Regions from separate parts of the Homo sapiens genome. Here all the other regions are linked to region 3. The links are chromatin contacts, found by Hi-C or POLR2A ChIA-PET in ENCODE. All regions are on one chromosome and are shown on one strand. The core of a region is the stretch at or near the end of the contact, and the rest is flanking DNA. Distances in the headings are between cores, read along the strand shown. Region 1 has its middle 21 kb from the start of RCAN3AS. Region 2 has its middle 16 kb from the start of ELOA. Region 3 holds the start of IFNLR1 (interferon lambda receptor 1). Region 4 holds the start of HMGCL (3-hydroxy-3-methylglutaryl-CoA lyase). Region 5 holds the start of LYPLA2 (lysophospholipase 2).

Region 1 (3,098 bases), core at 174-2,673, 290 kb before region 3:
AGCCTGGAAGACAGAGAGCGAGACCTTTTTTTTTTTTTTTTTTTTTGAAGACCGAGTCTTGCTTTGTTGCCCAGGCTGGAGTAGTGCAGTGGCGCGATCTCGGCTCATAGCCACCTCCGCCTCCGGGGTTCAAGCGATTCTCCAGCCTCAGGCTACCAAGTAGCTGGGATTACAGGCGTGCGCCATCACGCCTGGCTAATTTTTTTGTATTTTTAGTAGAGACAAGGTTTCACCATATTGGCCAGGGTGGTCTCGAACTCTTGACCTCAGGTGATCTGCCTGCCTCAGCCTCCCAAAGTGTTGGGATTACAGGCGTGAGCCACTGTGCCAGGCCGACCCTGTCTTAAAACAAGGTTAAGTGTGTTATGTTTATGATTCTGTGGGGGGCCAGGATGGGGGTGGGGAAGGGCTGGCCTAATGGGAGGCCATGCTTTCTCTTCCAACCCAAACTTTCTGTAAACACAGAAAGAAGGCTGTGGACAAGGAGCCCTATCATGTCCTCCTTACTAATGCTACCTCCTGTGTCAGCCAACAGCTTACACTGACAATGATGACATAGAGAGACAGGAAAAGGTGGGGCAACCCACAGTGTCTTTTCCTTTCAGTCTTTTTTTTTTTTTTAAAGAATCGGGGTCTTGCTGTCACCCAGGCTGGAGTGCAGTGGTATGATCATAGTTCACTGCAGGCTTGAACTCCTGGGCTCGAGCCATCCTCTCACCTCAGCTTCCTGAGCAGATAGGACCACAGGCATGTGCCACCACTCCTGGCTAATAATGTTTAGTTTCTGTAGAGTCAAATTCCTGGGCTCAAGCGATCCTCCTGCCTCTGCCTCCTGAGTAGCTGGGACTTCTGGCGTTTCCTTTTAGTCCTTCTTGACTCATCAACAAGCTGAAGGCAGAGAGAGGTGGTAGAATGTGTGCAATCAATAAATGAAATAAACACAGTTGAGTGTGTTTCATGCAGGGTTCTCACTGTTCTGGTAAGAACAAAATACGTATGTATGAGCTATGAAACACAAATTCTATACTACAGTGATTACAGATACGAGTTAAGTGCTCTTATATTTGCATTTAAAATGGGTATTGCAGAAAACAAAGATGAATGGGTAAAAAATTCATGCTAATCATTTAAAATTTTAATTTGCCTTTACTGAAAATGACATTAAGTAACACATTTAAAAAGTCAAGAGAGAGACTGTTGTTAAAGAGAGAAAAAAGCTTTTAGAAGTCCCTTGGTGGCACTTTTTCTTGGTTTTTGAACTAAGGGCCCCTCCATTTTCATTTTGCACTGGGTCCTGGGGAAAGGAAAGCCTCCAGGCACAAGATACACTGCCTGCTCTGTCACTGCTAGGGCCACCCCCACAGCTTCCATTTCCCTTTCTTGGTTCTCTCGCTTCCTGCTTCGTCCTGACACTGTGAAGTGTCATTGCTCCCTCAGTTATAACATTCACCACACTTTATGTGGTTTGCTTTAATTTCTGACTGCTCTGCATGGGGGAGGGGCACTCTCTCTCCTTCTCCACTGTATATCCAGTGCTTAGCTCCTAGTAAGTGCTCAGTGACACTTACTTTTCATTTTTTACTATGAAAACTTCACATAGGCTGGGCGCAGTGGCTCATACCTGTAATCCCAGCACTTTGGGAGGCCGAGGTGGGCGGATCACCTGAGGTCAGGAGTTCGAGACCAGCTGGCCAAGATGGTGAAACCCCATCTCTACTAAAAATACAAAAATCAGCCAGGCGTGGTGGCGTATGCCTGTAGGCCCAGCTACTTGGGAGGCTGAGGCAGGAGAATCGTTTGAACCCGGGAGGCAGAGGTTGTGGTGAGCCGAGATCGCACCATTGTACTCCAGCCTGGGTGACAAGAGCGGAGCTCAGTCTCAAAAACCACTTCATGTAGACATAAAATAGAGAAAGTAATTTAATGAACCACTGCCCTGTCTGCATTATCCTGCCATTCTTATATTAACTCAATTATTTTATTTTTTAAATTTTTTGAGACAGGGTCTTGCTCTGTCGCTCAGGCTAGAGTGCAGTGGTGCAATCATGGCTTACTGCAGCCTCCATATCAATGGGCTCAGGTGATCCTCCCACCTCGGCTCCCCAAGTAGCTGGGACTCCAAGTGTGCACCACCATGCCCATCTAATTTTTTGTATTTTTGTAGAGACAGGGTCTCACCGTTTGTAGAGACAGGGCCTCTCATGCACCATGCATTGTGTGCATTGTTTTACCAGGTTGCCCAGGCTGGTCTCAAACTCCCGGTCTCAAGCAATCCTCCCGCCTCGGCCTCTTAAAGTGCTGGGATTGTAGGTGTGAACCACTGTGCCCGGCCTCAGTCATTTTAGTCTCTCTCTTTCAAGCTGTTGAATTTCCTCAAATGTCTTGCGATTCTTGGTGGACAATCCCATTTATAAATAAAGAACTACAGTACTTACTAGAGATTTCCTTTGCAGTTGTGTGCATTTGTTTACCCGAAGGCGTACCATCATCCCCTGAATGTGAGGGGGGATTTTCATCTTGGAGGAAGTGAGCAGGCCTGGTCATCGGCTTCCTCCTCAGGTGCATGAGCATGGAGCTGCTGGCTGCCTTGGGACAAGACATCTGCTGAAGGACATGGGACTCGGCTCCAGCTCTCCATAGGTCTGTCTCCCGACAGAACAGAGCTGGAGGTCCATTCGTTTCCTTGCCTGCTGCTCCAATATCCCTACCATGGGCCGTCCACAGCCAAATCTACCACTCTTTTTTTTTTTTTTCAGACGGAGTCTCAGTCTGTCACCCGGGCTGGAGTGCAATGGCGTGATCTTGGCTCACTGCAACCTCCGCCTCCCAGGTTCAAGCCATTCTCCTGCCTCAGCCTCCCGAGTAGCTGGGATTACAGGTATGTGCTCCCATGCCTGGCTAATTTTTGTATTTTTAGTAGAGATGGGGTTTCACCATGTTGGCGAGGCTGATCTCAAACTCCCGACCTCAGGTGAACCACCCGCCTTGGCCTCCCAAAGTGCTGGGATTACAGGTGTGAGTCACCGCGTCTGGCCATCTTCCGCTGTTTAGAGTAATTCTTAGGGTTCCCTCTGGGGCTGATGTTGTTCTGTGTCCAC
Region 2 (3,122 bases), core at 145-2,644, 460 kb after region 3:
ACACATCCACAAATACTCCCCAGTGGGTACTGATTAAAGGGCCTGTGGGACTAGAGTGTTCTTCTACCTTGAAGACAAAAACAAAAAAACAAAAAAAAAACAAATCATCTGAGCACAGATGTAAAACCAGCCACATGGAACCACTATGTTCAAACTAGCATGACCTTCTGCAGCCCTCAAGGAACTACTCTCTAGAGAAGTCACTGTAGGCCGGGCGCGGTGACTCACGCCTGTCATCCCAGCACTTTGGGAGGCTGAGGTGGGTGGATCACCTGAGGTCAGAAGTTCGAGGCCAGCCTGGCCAACATGGTGAAACCCCGTCTCTACTAAAAATACAAAAATTAGCTGGGCGTGGTAACAGGCACCTCTAATTCCAGCTACTCGGGAAGCTGAGGCAGGATAATTACTTGAACCTGGGAGGCGGAGATTGCAGTGAGCTGAGATTGCCCCACTGCACTCTAGCCTAGGCAACAGAGCAAGACTCCATCTCAAAAAAAAAAAAAAGAAAGAAAGAAAGAAAGAAAAGAAAAAAGAATCATTGTTCCCTTAAGGCCAGCAGATTCCCCTTTCACTTCCTGGTTTGAATGGGGCAGGACACAGGCAAACCTCTAGAAAGTGTGTTTCCTCACCAAAGTGGGGAGTTGTGATTGTTGAATACGCTGATAACTAAATCAATAATACTTGTGCCAAGAACTAGAGAATAAAGAAGAAATACGCTCTTGAAATAGGAATAAAGATTCATTCAAATATTTATTGAACCCCCCCTCTGTGGCGGTACTGGGCTTGATGCTTGGCCTCCTGAGATGTGCAGACAGCCCCAAACCTAAACAAGAGTCCAGGCTAGTGGATGTGATGTTATTCAAAAGAAATATTTCACTAGGGAAGCCCTAAATCTCTCCATACCTAAAGGATGATCTGAAGACTTAAAACAAAAATTCTACTGAGGGAGAAGAAAGTTCTATAGATGTATTTTTTTTAAATGTTCAATCTCAGCAGTAATCAGGGAAATGCAAATTGCATTTTAATTTGAATTGAAACACCATTTCAAGCCCACTAAACTGATTTAGTACCTGATAGGATGACTGAGCCAGCACGCCTGAGGTGGCAGAACAGTAAACATGACCAGGTACTGAGGAGCTACAGGTACAGCAGGCGCTTAGTAAATATTTTGCTAAGTCAAGCACAGAAAGCCTAGAACATAGATAGCAAACTGGCAGCTTGTGGGCTAAATACAGCCTACCGACATGTTTTGTTTGCTCTCCCAATGTTTACAAAAATGAAATAATTGCCAAGAGTTTAAAATGAGGAGATTTCACAACTTCTCTTGAGAAACAGTAAGATCCAGCAGCTCCTGGCCCAGTCTCCATGGGGCAACACGTGGCTGCAGCTGAGAGCAACAGAGAGAGCCCTACGTCTTTCACCACATCCCCACTACAGCCCCGGCCTCCCACGCTGGGGCTGCTGCACCATCTTCCGTTCTGTCTAGCCCTAGAAGCACAGAAGTACGCTCCTCCTTGGCTAGAGATTTAATGGGATCCACTCTCAGGAAGAAAATTCAGAGACTGGTATTACCAACTCTGCAATGGAGCCAGGAACTACGGCCAGGGACAGTTTCTTCAGTGAGATACTGACATCCTATTATCCCAAATCCTTAAAACCCTACAGGGTTGATGCTATCATCAACATTGTTCATTCACAATTGGAAACTGAGGCATAAAGAAGTTAAGAAATTTGCCCAATGGGTGGCAAAACAGGAATGGAAACTCAAGAATTTCTGACTTAGCTAATATTAATTAAGCATATTAATATGCTAAGCACTTAAATGTATCACGTGAGCTAAATAATTTGATTCTCACTTCAACCCTGTGGGATAGAAACAATTACTAAGCCCATTTTACTTGTGAGGAAACTATGGCACAGAAGGTTCATGACTAGTCAAAGGCCACACAGCTAATTGGAGGCAGAACTGAGATTTGAATCCAGCAGTCTTACAACACAGCTTGAATCTCGCAAGGCAGGTGGCTGCCTGCCTCTAGTAGCTTCTGCAGAGTGAGTCCCCACTTCACCAACCCCACCAATTCCCTCTTCATGTTCACCACTGTTACCAGTTCAGTGCCTTTTTTTCAAGACAGAAGCACTGTCTATGGTGGCTTTTAATACCCCAATGGGATGCCACATACCATCCTGCAACATGCTTACCCTTCTCTTTTTTTTTTTTTTTTTTCAGACGGAGTTTCACTCTTGTTGCCCAGGCTGGAGTGCAACGGTGCAATCTCCGATCACCGCAACCTCTGCCTCCTGGGTTCAAGCAATTCTCCTGCTTCAGCATCCCGAGTAGCTGGGATTACAGGCATGCGCCACCACGCCCAGCTAATTTTTTTATTTTTAGTAGAGACGGGGTTTCTCCATATTGGTCAGGCTGGTCTTGAACTCCCGACCTCAGGTGATCCACCCACCTCGGCCTCCCAAAGTGCTGGGATTACAGGTGTGAGCCAGCGCGCCCGGCCCGCTTATCCTTCTCTTAATAATACACTGTGGAGCACCTTCCATATCAGCATGCTATTCCATTTTGTAGACTTACTGTAATTTATTTAACTTATAAATATTTAAGGCAGGGTAAGGTGGATCATTCCTATTATCCCAACACTTTGGGAGGCCAAGACGGGAGGAGCACTTGAGCCCAGGAATTTAAGACCAACCCAGGTAACAAAGCGAGCGAGACCCAGTCTCTACAAAAAAAAAAATTTTAGGCCAGGTGCGGTGGCTCACGCCTCTAATCCCAGCACTTTGGGAGGTGAAGGCAGGCGGATCACCTGAGATCAGGAGTTCAAGACCAGCCAGGCCAACATGGGGAAACCCCATCTCTACTAAAAATACAAAAATTAGCCAGGCGTGATGGCAGGTGCCTGTAATCCCAGCTACTTGGGAGGCTGAGGCGGGAGAATTGCTTGAACCTGGGAGATGGAGGCTGCAGTGAGCCGAGATCGTGCCATTCCAGCCTAGGCGACAGAGCAAGATTCCATCTCAAAATAAATAAGTAAATAAATAAATAAATAAATAAGGCAGGTGTGGTGGCTCACACCTGTAATCCCAGCACTTTGGGAGGCTGAGGCGGGTAGATC
Region 3 (3,109 bases), core at 34-2,533:
CTTCCAAAAACTGATGGGACCAAAGCTGATCCCAGTTTCAAATAATTATCAAAAAATTGGAAACGAAATATGATCAGAAAAGAAGAAAGTTGAAAAAGAAAATCCTCATCACCCAAAGACAACAACCATTAATATTTTGGTAATTATTATTCCAAATATCTTTCTATGCATACAGACAGACTCACACACACACACACACACACACACACACACTTTTTTTTTTTTTTTTGAAACTGAGTTTCACTCTGTCGCCCAGGCTGGAGTGCAGTGGCGCGATCTCGGCTCACTGCAACCTCCGCCTCCTGGGTTCAAGCGATTCTCCTGCCTCAGCCTCCCTGATAGCTGGGATTACAGGTGAATGCCACCACGCCCGGCTGATTTTCTGTATTTTTAGTAGAGACGGGGTTTCACCATGTTGGCCAGGCTTGTCTCCAACTCCTGACCTCAGGCGATCCACCCGCCTCACCCTCCCAAAGTGCTGGGATTACAGGCGTGAGCCACCGCGCCCGGCTACACACACACTTTTTTAATGGGCCTATGTTTTAGCACTCGCTTTTCTGTTTCTCAGTGTGTTGCAAACACCTCGGTGTCGATACACACCATTCGGCAACGTCCTCCTAAAGGGCCGCATAATATTGCGCGTCGTGGCGTGTGCCTTACTGGGAAGCTACTGCTGTCCAGGTGAACACCACAGCCTTCGGGGTCAGAAAGACAGCTTTCCCCAGAACAAGCACCTGAAGCTCTGGGGCCTGCCGCTCCCCGGGAGAGAAGTACGTGGAGAAGGGCAGCACGGATCCGCCGGGATCCCCGGGGGCATTAAAGGGAATCGCGTGTGTAAGGCGCGGAGCTCAGCATCCGGCTCAGAAACGCGCTCGGATCCCGCCAATGGCATTGAGGCCGCGTAGCCAAACCGGCCTTGAACTCTCCCTAATCCTGCCAAAATGGCCCGTCCTGGAGCACTGGACTGGCCGTGGGTTATTGATCATCAGCCGGTTTCTTCCCCTCCCCTGCCCTTCCCCCGTGCACGGATTTACTGATTTTTTTTTCCGGGAATTGAGTAAAACAAAACTAAGTGCAGATGAAGCAGAGGTACGGGCGAGTTTCGAGCGCGGGGACCGGCGCGCTCCCCCCCCCCCCTCCCCCCGCGGCGGGGCTGTCCCCAGGGACCTTCTCAGTGAATCCTAGGCGGCAGGGACGGGCCCGCGGCTCTGCGGGCCATTGGCTGCCGACTGCGTCACCTGCCCGCGGTGGGCTAGGAGACGGGAGGCGGGAGGCGGGAGGCGGGGACCTGGGCCCGGGCGGGGACGCCGCGGCAGGAAGGCCATGGCGGGGCCCGAGCGCTGGGGCCCCCTGCTCCTGTGCCTGCTGCAGGCCGCTCCAGGTAAGGGCGCGGGGCCGCGGGAGGGAGGGGGAAGAGGGCTCCCCGGGCCGGGCCGCGCCTACCCTCGGACCCGGAGCTCCTGGGACAGGCACGGGGTCCGCAGCCACCCGAGCCGGGTGCGAATCGGCCCTGCCTACGCGCCCCCAGTTTGCTTCTTCCCAGGACTGAACAGAACCGGGTCTTTGATATTCCTCTCCCGCAGGAAACGAATCCAGTTTCCTAATGCTTCCAGCTTCAGGAGAACTGGAGAAAAAAGACAGCGGCAGTTTGATACTGCATATTTTTTAATAAAGTGCTTTTTAATGTTTCCTAAAGAAAGCACTGATCCCTGCGTGAAAACCACACTTGACCCTAAAGTGTGGACAGCAGGGAAAGTGGGACCGATTGATGTCCCTTCCCGTTCCTGCCAGGCCTCTGGTGGGACGGAGCTCTGGTCGCCTGTGCCCTGCTTTCTAACAAGACGGCTTTCTTTTGGTGGTGGTTGTTGTTTTGTTGTTGTTTTGTTGTTGTTGTTGTTGTTGTTGTTTTCCCACCTCTACTGATGAGTAAGGTGTCAGGTACAAAATTCCTCGCCGTAGGACCCAACCACCAAACCTCACCGCCCACGACTCCAACCGAAGCAGGGAAGAGAAGGTCCAGAAATCGCCCCCAGGATATTTTCCTAGTCTTGGACTCACAGTTTAAAGAGCTGTAAAGGTCCCTGGGCATAATCCAATCATCATAAAAGCCTATATTTATTCAGCAACTTCTTTGTGCCAGGCACCGCATTATTCTGGAAGCCTCACGACCCAGCCATCCTCGGAGGTAGATATTATTTTTACTTTTCCGATGGGAAAACTGAGGCTCAGAGCAATTCAGGGAATTCCTCAAGAAGGATGGCAGAGGTGAGGCACACAGAAGAGAGAAGAGGGGCTAAAGCAAGCCTGGCTAGCTTTTGCCTCCAGGGTAGGCACGTGGGACAGGCTGTCCATCCACTGGGTCACTAGGCCAGCCAGGGATGCTCCAGCCCCCAGTGCCCACAGCAGCGTTCTCTGTGGCTGATGAGGGACCGTGTACCTGTGTGTGGAGGGAGGGTGGGGTCTTCTGTTCCCCTTTCACTGTCAAACCCAGACCTTCTTGTACTTTCACCTGATAAGTATTTAATATACACAACACTAACTATGGTGTGATGATTTAGGAGTAAGTACAGCCAGATCTAAGTTCAAATACTGGCTCCCACACAAACTGACTGTGTAGCCTCAGGCAAGTTAGTTAGCATCTGTCTCTGAGCCTAGCGCCCTTTCCATGGAAGCAGAATGAATGACACCTACCCCATAGGGTGGTCTGTCCCAAGGGTGATTGAGGTTTTACATGTAAAGAGCCAAACTAGTGCCTGGCATCCTTTGAAGGCTTCATAGAGGAAAGTTGCTCTAACTGCTGTTTTTCTCATGTGACCTAGCTCGAATCTGGGGACTGTCCTGCCCATAGGATACCTTACAAGTGGCTTGCAGACAGCCTGGTCTCCTGCTGGTCACCCGTTAGGAAGTCCAGAAGCTGGGAGTAGTAATAGCACTAGCCTCGTGGTGATACAGTCCCAGCTAGAGGACACAGGATGAGGTGGAAGCAGGCACCCACTTTTGGGTCTAGAAGGTGATGGGTAGGCAGCCGAGGCTGGGGACAGCCATCCACAGAACTGGACCCTCCCTCCCTGATGCCATTTTGCAACCCGTATGGATTTCCATCATGGCA
Region 4 (2,808 bases), core at 146-2,645, 360 kb after region 3:
TAATAAATAAATATAGATGGATAGATAGATAGATAGATAGATAGATAGATAGATAGATGATAGATAGATAAAATTCTAGTTCTTTGTTTTAAATAAAGTTTGTACCCACTAAATTGATACTGTGACCAATTAGTGGGGTACAACATACAGTTTGAAAACAGTGCTCTGGCCGGGGGCGGTGGCTCTCGCCTGTAATCCCAGCATTTTGGGAGGCCAAGGCGGGCGGATCACCTGAGGTCAGGAATTTGAGACCAGCCTGGCCAACACGGTGAAACCTCGTTTCTACTAAAAACACTAAAATTAGCCAGGCGTGGTGGTGCACACCTGTAATCCCAGCTACTCGGGAGACTGAGGCACGAGACTCTCTTGAACTCGGGAGGCGGAGGTTGCAGTGAGCCGAAATCGCGCCACTGCACTCCAACCTGGGTGACAGAGTGAGACTCCATCTCAAACAAACAAAACAAACCAACAAAACAAAAGAGAGAAAAACAGTGTTCTCAGCATTTTCTTTGCCTCAGGGCCATTGCGAATGCTACACCGTCTGGAAAGTTTTTCTTGTATCCTCTTCACCTGGATAGATTTTTTTTTTTTTCAGCCCTTCAGAAAGTACACCTAGATAAATCTTAATCATTTTTTTAAGGTATGAAATCTAAGGATGCCCCCTCTCTGGAGCTGCCTGCCTGTGTTTGAATCCTGAAGATCGTGATGCGTGAGTTAATCCGTGCTAAGAACTCGGAACAGTGAGTAGCAAATCGTTGCTTCTTATAGTGCAAGTTAGAAATGACACAACTGTTTGTGTAACTATTAATATGTGTCTCCTCACACCTCCCACACTCTAAACACAAGAAGCCACAGAATTTGGTTAATTTCTTTTCATGTTTTTGTTTGTTTGGTTTTGGGTTTTTTGTTTTGGACAGGCTCTCACTGTGTCGCCCAGGCTGGAGTGCAGTGGCACGATCTCCGCTCGCTGCAACCTCGCCTCCCGGGTTCAAACAATTCTCCTGCCTCAGCTTCCCAAGTAGCTGGGATTACAGGCGCCCACCACCACGCCCGGCTTTTTTTTTTTTTTTTTTTTTTTTTTTTTTTTTTTGGATTTTTTGGAGAGACGGGGGTTTCGCCATGTTAGCCAGGCTGGTCTCGAATTCCTGACCTCAGGTGATCTACCCGCCTCGGTCTCCCAAAGTGCTAGGATTACATGGTGTCCAGGCTGATTCTGTTCATCTTTATATTCCTAGCGTCTCACTTGGCCTGGCATGGAAGAGGCGCTCGGAATCAAAACGGAGAGAGGCTGGGGGTGGAGCCAGCTTCGGAAGTCACGGCGGAGGGGCGGGGGCGGGGCCGCGCCCACCAGACGAGCCATCGGTCACGCGGGGCCCAGCTGGACTGCCGCGGGGGATTCTGGGCCAAGATGGCAGCAATGAGGAAGGCGCTTCCGCGGCGACTGGTGGGCTTGGCGTCCCTCCGGGCTGTAAGTGCCCCGAGCCGCCGAGGCGGCGGCCCTGCAGGCACTCTGACTGTCAGGGTTGGGGGCTTGGCCCGTGGTGACTGCTCTCTTAGAGGCGAGGCCGGACAGCTCTCAGGCCAGAGTCGGGAGGGCGTTGGAGTCCTGGACCCTCCCTTTTCCCCTCAAATCCTTTGAAGGGGATGGGAAAACTGAGGTCCGGAGAGGTGGAGTGACTTGTCTGGGTCATGGAGACCTGGGACGCCATCCTAGGTGCCCTGATTCCCCGCCCAGGGCCCTTTCCGATGACCCTGGCCCCTTTCTCCCTCTAATTGAACTTCAGACCTCTCCAACTCTTCATTAGTGAAAATCAAGAACACGCTTCCATTTCCTTCGTCTCCATTTCCAACTGTTGTTGCTTTTAGAGATGCTTGGGGAACTATCCCAGCCTACCGAGCGGGACTTGCGTTGATTGGAGCCAAGCTGTGATTCCCTTGGAATTGCACTTTGATCCTGTTCGATCCTGATGTTTTCCCCTCTCCCATTCTCAGCGCAGAAAAAGTGTGGGAGACGTAGCTGTATGGAGCAGAAAAAATAAAAGCTGAAGCTAGGGTGTCCCAATAGTTCTGCCACTTTCTAGACTTAATGACATAGTTATTTACTTTCTCTAAACCTCAGCTCTTTCGTCTGTAAAACGGACAACATTCCCTTGGGGTTGTTTTGGAAATTAGAGAAAATGTAAGTAACACATCTGGCAGTGTTCTGGCTCCTAATAAGTGATCAGTCGGTGGTGGTATTTTTACCTTAGGGAGTTGAGAAGGAGTTATAACTGTATAGAGGGAAAAATACACTCCTGGCACTGGGTCCCTCTCAGAAAGCCACGTTAATATCTTTACTTGGCCATTCACCTGCACCACCTGCTCATGTGTAAAATGAAGATGGCAATTCCAACTTGGAAAGTTAAACGCAATAGTAGATATTAATAAGCTTTTAAGAAATATTTGGTGTAATGAGATGGCCCTCCATGGGGTTCCAAGCATAGGAACCAGTATTAGTATTAGGCCTAGATATGGGTTCAAGTCCAAGCTCTGTCACTTTCTAATTGTGATTTTTGGGTAACCTTTCTGAGGCTTAGTTTCTTCACCTACGGAGTTGGGATAATAATAGTCCCTGGCCTGTAGTTTAACACTGGGTTTAGTCAGTATTCGCTGTTGGTGTTGATGCAGGTACACCATACCTCAGGACACTGTGGCACAGTACTTGTGTGGTTAGGGGGACCCTCTCTGAGCAGAGCTTTACAGAGGAGGAACGGGATGTTTAACCAGGAGAAGACTGTGGACCGAACGAACGGTGGTAAAGAGGCAACA
Region 5 (3,092 bases), core at 188-2,687, 400 kb after region 3:
ATCAGCCCCACACAGCACCCAGGTTCTGTCCTGGGCACAAAGAATAGTCAAGCAAGAAGTCCCAGGGCACAGGAGAAGAAGTCTGCCTCAGTTCCAGGGCTGAAAGGCAGAGACAGCCTCCCTAGTGGCCCAGAACATGTGTCTCTGGTTCTGGCCCAACCACAGGACCTGAGCTTGCTGGAGACAGGCAGAGGCAGGGCATAGGGACTGTAGGGCAGGGGGCAGAGGGGAGGCAGCGGCACGCCTGCTTCATTCCCCCTCTAACTCCTCAGGGGTGAGTGCCTTCCCCCTCCTCTCCAATCATCCCTGGGTCCCTGCCTCCCCAACTCCGGGCCCTATGGGAAATGGAGAGAAAAGTGCCAGGGAAAGGAGCTTCCATCCCCTACTCAGTGCCGCCTCCAACCCCCATCTCAACCTCCCCCCACCCAGCCCCCATCCAGCCTTCACAGCAGTTTCTGGCCCATCCATTCCCAGACCCCCAGGGGGCTGCCCATGTCCCCAGAAAGCGTAAGAACTCCACCCACCCCCAAACTGGTGCTCCACGCCCCCCCTAAACGGAGCTACCTGCTGCTGCTGCCACTGACTGCAAACGAGCCCTGGCTTGACCACGCTCTGGGACTCCCAAACACACAAAAGAATGTCAGGCTGGCTGGCCCCTCCCCATCCTCGGCGTCCTCCAAACTCGCCGGAAGCTTCCACTACCTGCCTCAAGTGCCTGCCCACCCCTCCCAACTGGCCTCACCTTCCATCTCTGACCCCTGAGGGCAGCTCCCCACAATGGGATCGTTCACCTGTGACCCGGGGTTCCTCTTCCCATGGGGAATGCACCTCCTGCCCTGAGCTGCGATTCCCTTCCTTCTCCACCGTGGGGACTTGCACCTCCCGCCCAGGCTCCCTCCTCGGAGGGGTGCCTTCCCCCTGACCTGTCTCTCTCTATACACCTTGAGAACTTCCACCCTGACCCAGGATCTCCCGCTCCCCACAATGGGAACTTCTGTTCTGACCAAAGGTCACCCTACCCAGTGAAATTTTCTACCCTGACCCAGGACTCCCACCTGCCCACAATAAAGCTTTGTACCTTTGACTCTGGGGAAGCCCCCGCCCCACAATGGGCTCTTCTATTTCCGACCCTGAAGTCTGTCTCTTTATACTCAGACACCCCCTTGCCTAGCCCCGCTCCACTCCCGAAGTCCCCAAGACTGGACAGCGCCTTCGCACCTCACTCCCCACCCCCATCCCCCCCATCACGGTTCCCCCTCCCCGCTCTCCGGGACCCTCCCGAGGCCGACCTCCCCCTACACGCCCATCCTCCGCAGCCGCCGGCTGGGTACCTCCACTCCCTGGGACTTCCGAGGCCGCTTGGGCGATTCTCCTCTTTCTCCCGCAGACACACTCTTCCCCCTCGGCCGCCCCCGCCGGAACTTCCGTTCGAGTCCCGGGAACCCAGCCATCGCGCTGCCGGAAGTAGCCTGGCCGACAGTACGGAACCCGGAAGCGGGGACCCGGCTTCGCTGGATAGAAGCTGCCATGTTGGAGGCGGCGGGGCTACTCCCTGTCATTCAGCCGCGCAGTCGCTGGGTTCTCACCCGCTCCCACCTTGTAGATTCGAGACAGGGCACCCAAGACTCCCACTTGCTACCACCACCCATGCGCCTCCTGGAGGAGGGCCGACCGGAAGGAGAGGCATCCCTCACACTATTGTTTGCATAAACTTTACCACCTTCCCATCCTCATGGGACACACCTCTTAAGGCCTCGGGTGTCTGCCACTGGCTTTCATGCCCTATTCCAGGATCATGAATGGAATGACACACTCTGAACCGAAGAGACCTTACAGATCATCTAGTTCTCCAGCCTTGAAGATGGGGAAACTGAGGCTCAAGGAAGGCATGTAAACAGCAACCTCGGGATTCCATTTAAATTCTGCCTCTCTGGATCTGCTTCCTGATATATAAAATGGTAATAACCACCCTGCCTCCTTCACAGCTTTGTTGGTAGGCTTAAATGAGGTTGTGTGAACATGGTTTATACAGTAAAATCACAGCGTGAGGTGTTAATCACGCAAAAAAGGACCTAGGAAAAATACAAAGGCCGTATCAGGAGAGCTGGACAGGCACTGGCAGTGTTAGCGCTGCCCTTCACAAGCAATGTCATGCAGACAGTGCACAAAACGCTGCCATCAAGCTGAAGTGGAAATAGGTATCAGGGACCACAGAAAAGTCAGAAGGCAGGCAAACTGAGTTGAAGGAGCATGTCCCTGAGAATGTGTGGGGATCTGCAAATAGGAAATGAGTCACACTTGACCCTCAGCCGCTTAGGACTCACTCTCCCAGCCTAACCTATACTAGTGTTTTCTTTGAACAGAAAGAAAACAGTACAGCCAGGCGCGGTGGCTCACTCCTGTAATCCCAGCACTTTGGGAGGCTGAGGCGGGCGGATCACGAGGTCAGGAGATCGAGACCATCCTGGCTAACACGGTGAAACCCTGTCTCTACTAAAAATACAAAAAATTAGCCTGGCGCTGTGGCGGGCGCCTGTAGTCCTAGCTACTCGGGGGGAGGCTGAGGCAGGAGAATGGCGTGAACCCGGGAGGCGGAGCTTGCAGTGAGCCAAGATAGTGCCACTACACTCCAGCCTGGGCAACAAAGCGAGACTCTGTCTCAAAAAAAAAAAAAAAAAAAAAAGAAAGAAAAGAAAAAGAAAACAGTACAAAGTTGGAAGCTCAACAAAGCACTTTCCCCCAGGCCCAGAGGCACTTTGGTCCTAAGTACTCAACAGGTCAGGGAGCCTACAATACCAGGATTCGGGGCAGGAAACCTTTGAGCCTATGGGACCACCACAAGCCAAGGACCCAGGACTGAATGTCAAAAGAAAATGGAGGGTAATGTCCCCACTTATGGAAGAATGAACAGTTCCTCCTGCAACCTCGATCACCTGAGACACCATGACACTTAAAACAAATTCTTCAGAGTGAAGCTTCAAATTCAGAGGCTCAGTCCCAGGAGCTGTGATTAATGCTTTAATTAGTGGAATTAGTGAAGGGCTAGTCTGCTCTAAGATTTTTAACTTTATTTTTCCCCCTACTCCAAATTT

The links. A loop is a pair of places that touch in the nucleus more often than their neighbours do. ChIA-PET counts read pairs that join two places held with the same protein, here RNA polymerase II (POLR2A). Pooled maps may share reads with other maps.
Region 1: a loop to region 3 is called in a pooled map, with 2.1 times the contacts of the local background. The contact joins the enhancer-like site here to the promoter of IFNLR1 in region 3. A Hi-C loop is called at or near these places in 2 of 37 single-sample maps with no recorded cell type and 11 of 50 pooled maps. POLR2A ChIA-PET finds 5 or more read pairs at or near these places in 4 of 52 experiments (H1, OCI-LY7, activated T-cell and 1 more).
Region 2: a loop to region 3 is called in a pooled map, with 8 times the contacts of the local background. The contact joins the enhancer-like site here to the promoter of IFNLR1 in region 3. A Hi-C loop is called at or near these places in 3 of 37 single-sample maps with no recorded cell type and 5 of 50 pooled maps.
Region 4: a map with no recorded cell type shows a loop between it and region 3 (6-fold over the local background). The contact joins the promoter of HMGCL here to the promoter of IFNLR1 in region 3. A Hi-C loop is called at or near these places in 2 of 37 single-sample maps with no recorded cell type and 3 of 50 pooled maps. POLR2A ChIA-PET finds 5 or more read pairs at or near these places in 3 of 52 experiments (AG04450, GM12878 and activated B cell).
Region 5: a loop to region 3 is called in a pooled map, with 4 times the contacts of the local background. The contact joins the promoter of LYPLA2 here to the promoter of IFNLR1 in region 3. A Hi-C loop is called at or near these places in 2 of 37 single-sample maps with no recorded cell type and 4 of 50 pooled maps. POLR2A ChIA-PET finds 5 or more read pairs at or near these places in 2 of 52 experiments (T-cell and WTC11).

What each region holds. Positions count from the first base shown.
Region 1 is chr1:24,479,601-24,482,698 of GRCh38, reverse strand. No RefSeq gene overlaps it. Among named protein-coding and RNA genes, the nearest start is that of RCAN3AS, 21 kb to the left of the region's middle. RefSeq lists an enhancer at 1,409-1,518. Within about 2 kb of position 1,423, at least 9 of the 41 ENCODE cell types and tissues checked have a DNase peak (open chromatin) inside an H3K27ac peak, as active enhancers do; they include OCI-LY7, where a contact is called at or near this core.
Region 2 is chr1:23,725,748-23,728,869 of GRCh38, reverse strand. No RefSeq gene overlaps it. Among named protein-coding and RNA genes, the nearest start is that of ELOA, 16 kb to the left of the region's middle. RefSeq lists an enhancer at 370-519. Within about 2 kb of position 1,394, at least 20 of the 41 ENCODE cell types and tissues checked have a DNase peak (open chromatin) inside an H3K27ac peak, as active enhancers do.
Region 3 is chr1:24,185,463-24,188,571 of GRCh38, reverse strand. It overlaps IFNLR1 (interferon lambda receptor 1), which reads left to right and starts at 1,283. Exons shown (of 7, transcript NM_170743.4): 1 at 1,283-1,381. The coding sequence starts at 1,324. RefSeq lists a silencer at 1,021-1,510.
Region 4 is chr1:23,824,016-23,826,823 of GRCh38, reverse strand. It overlaps HMGCL (3-hydroxy-3-methylglutaryl-CoA lyase), which reads left to right and starts at 1,395. Exons shown (of 9, transcript NM_000191.3): 1 at 1,395-1,468. The coding sequence starts at 1,409. LOC105376861 (a long non-coding RNA gene) reads left to right here. Exons shown (of 3, transcript XR_947068.2): 2 at 641-740; 3 at 1,236-1,284. RefSeq lists an enhancer at 526-1,394.
Region 5 is chr1:23,789,490-23,792,581 of GRCh38, reverse strand. It overlaps LYPLA2 (lysophospholipase 2), which reads right to left and starts at 1,437. Exons shown (of 10, transcript NM_007260.3): 1 at 1,332-1,437. LOC105376860 (a long non-coding RNA gene) reads left to right here. Exons shown (of 2, transcript XR_947067.3): 2 at 1,792-1,968. RefSeq lists a silencer at 1,200-1,259.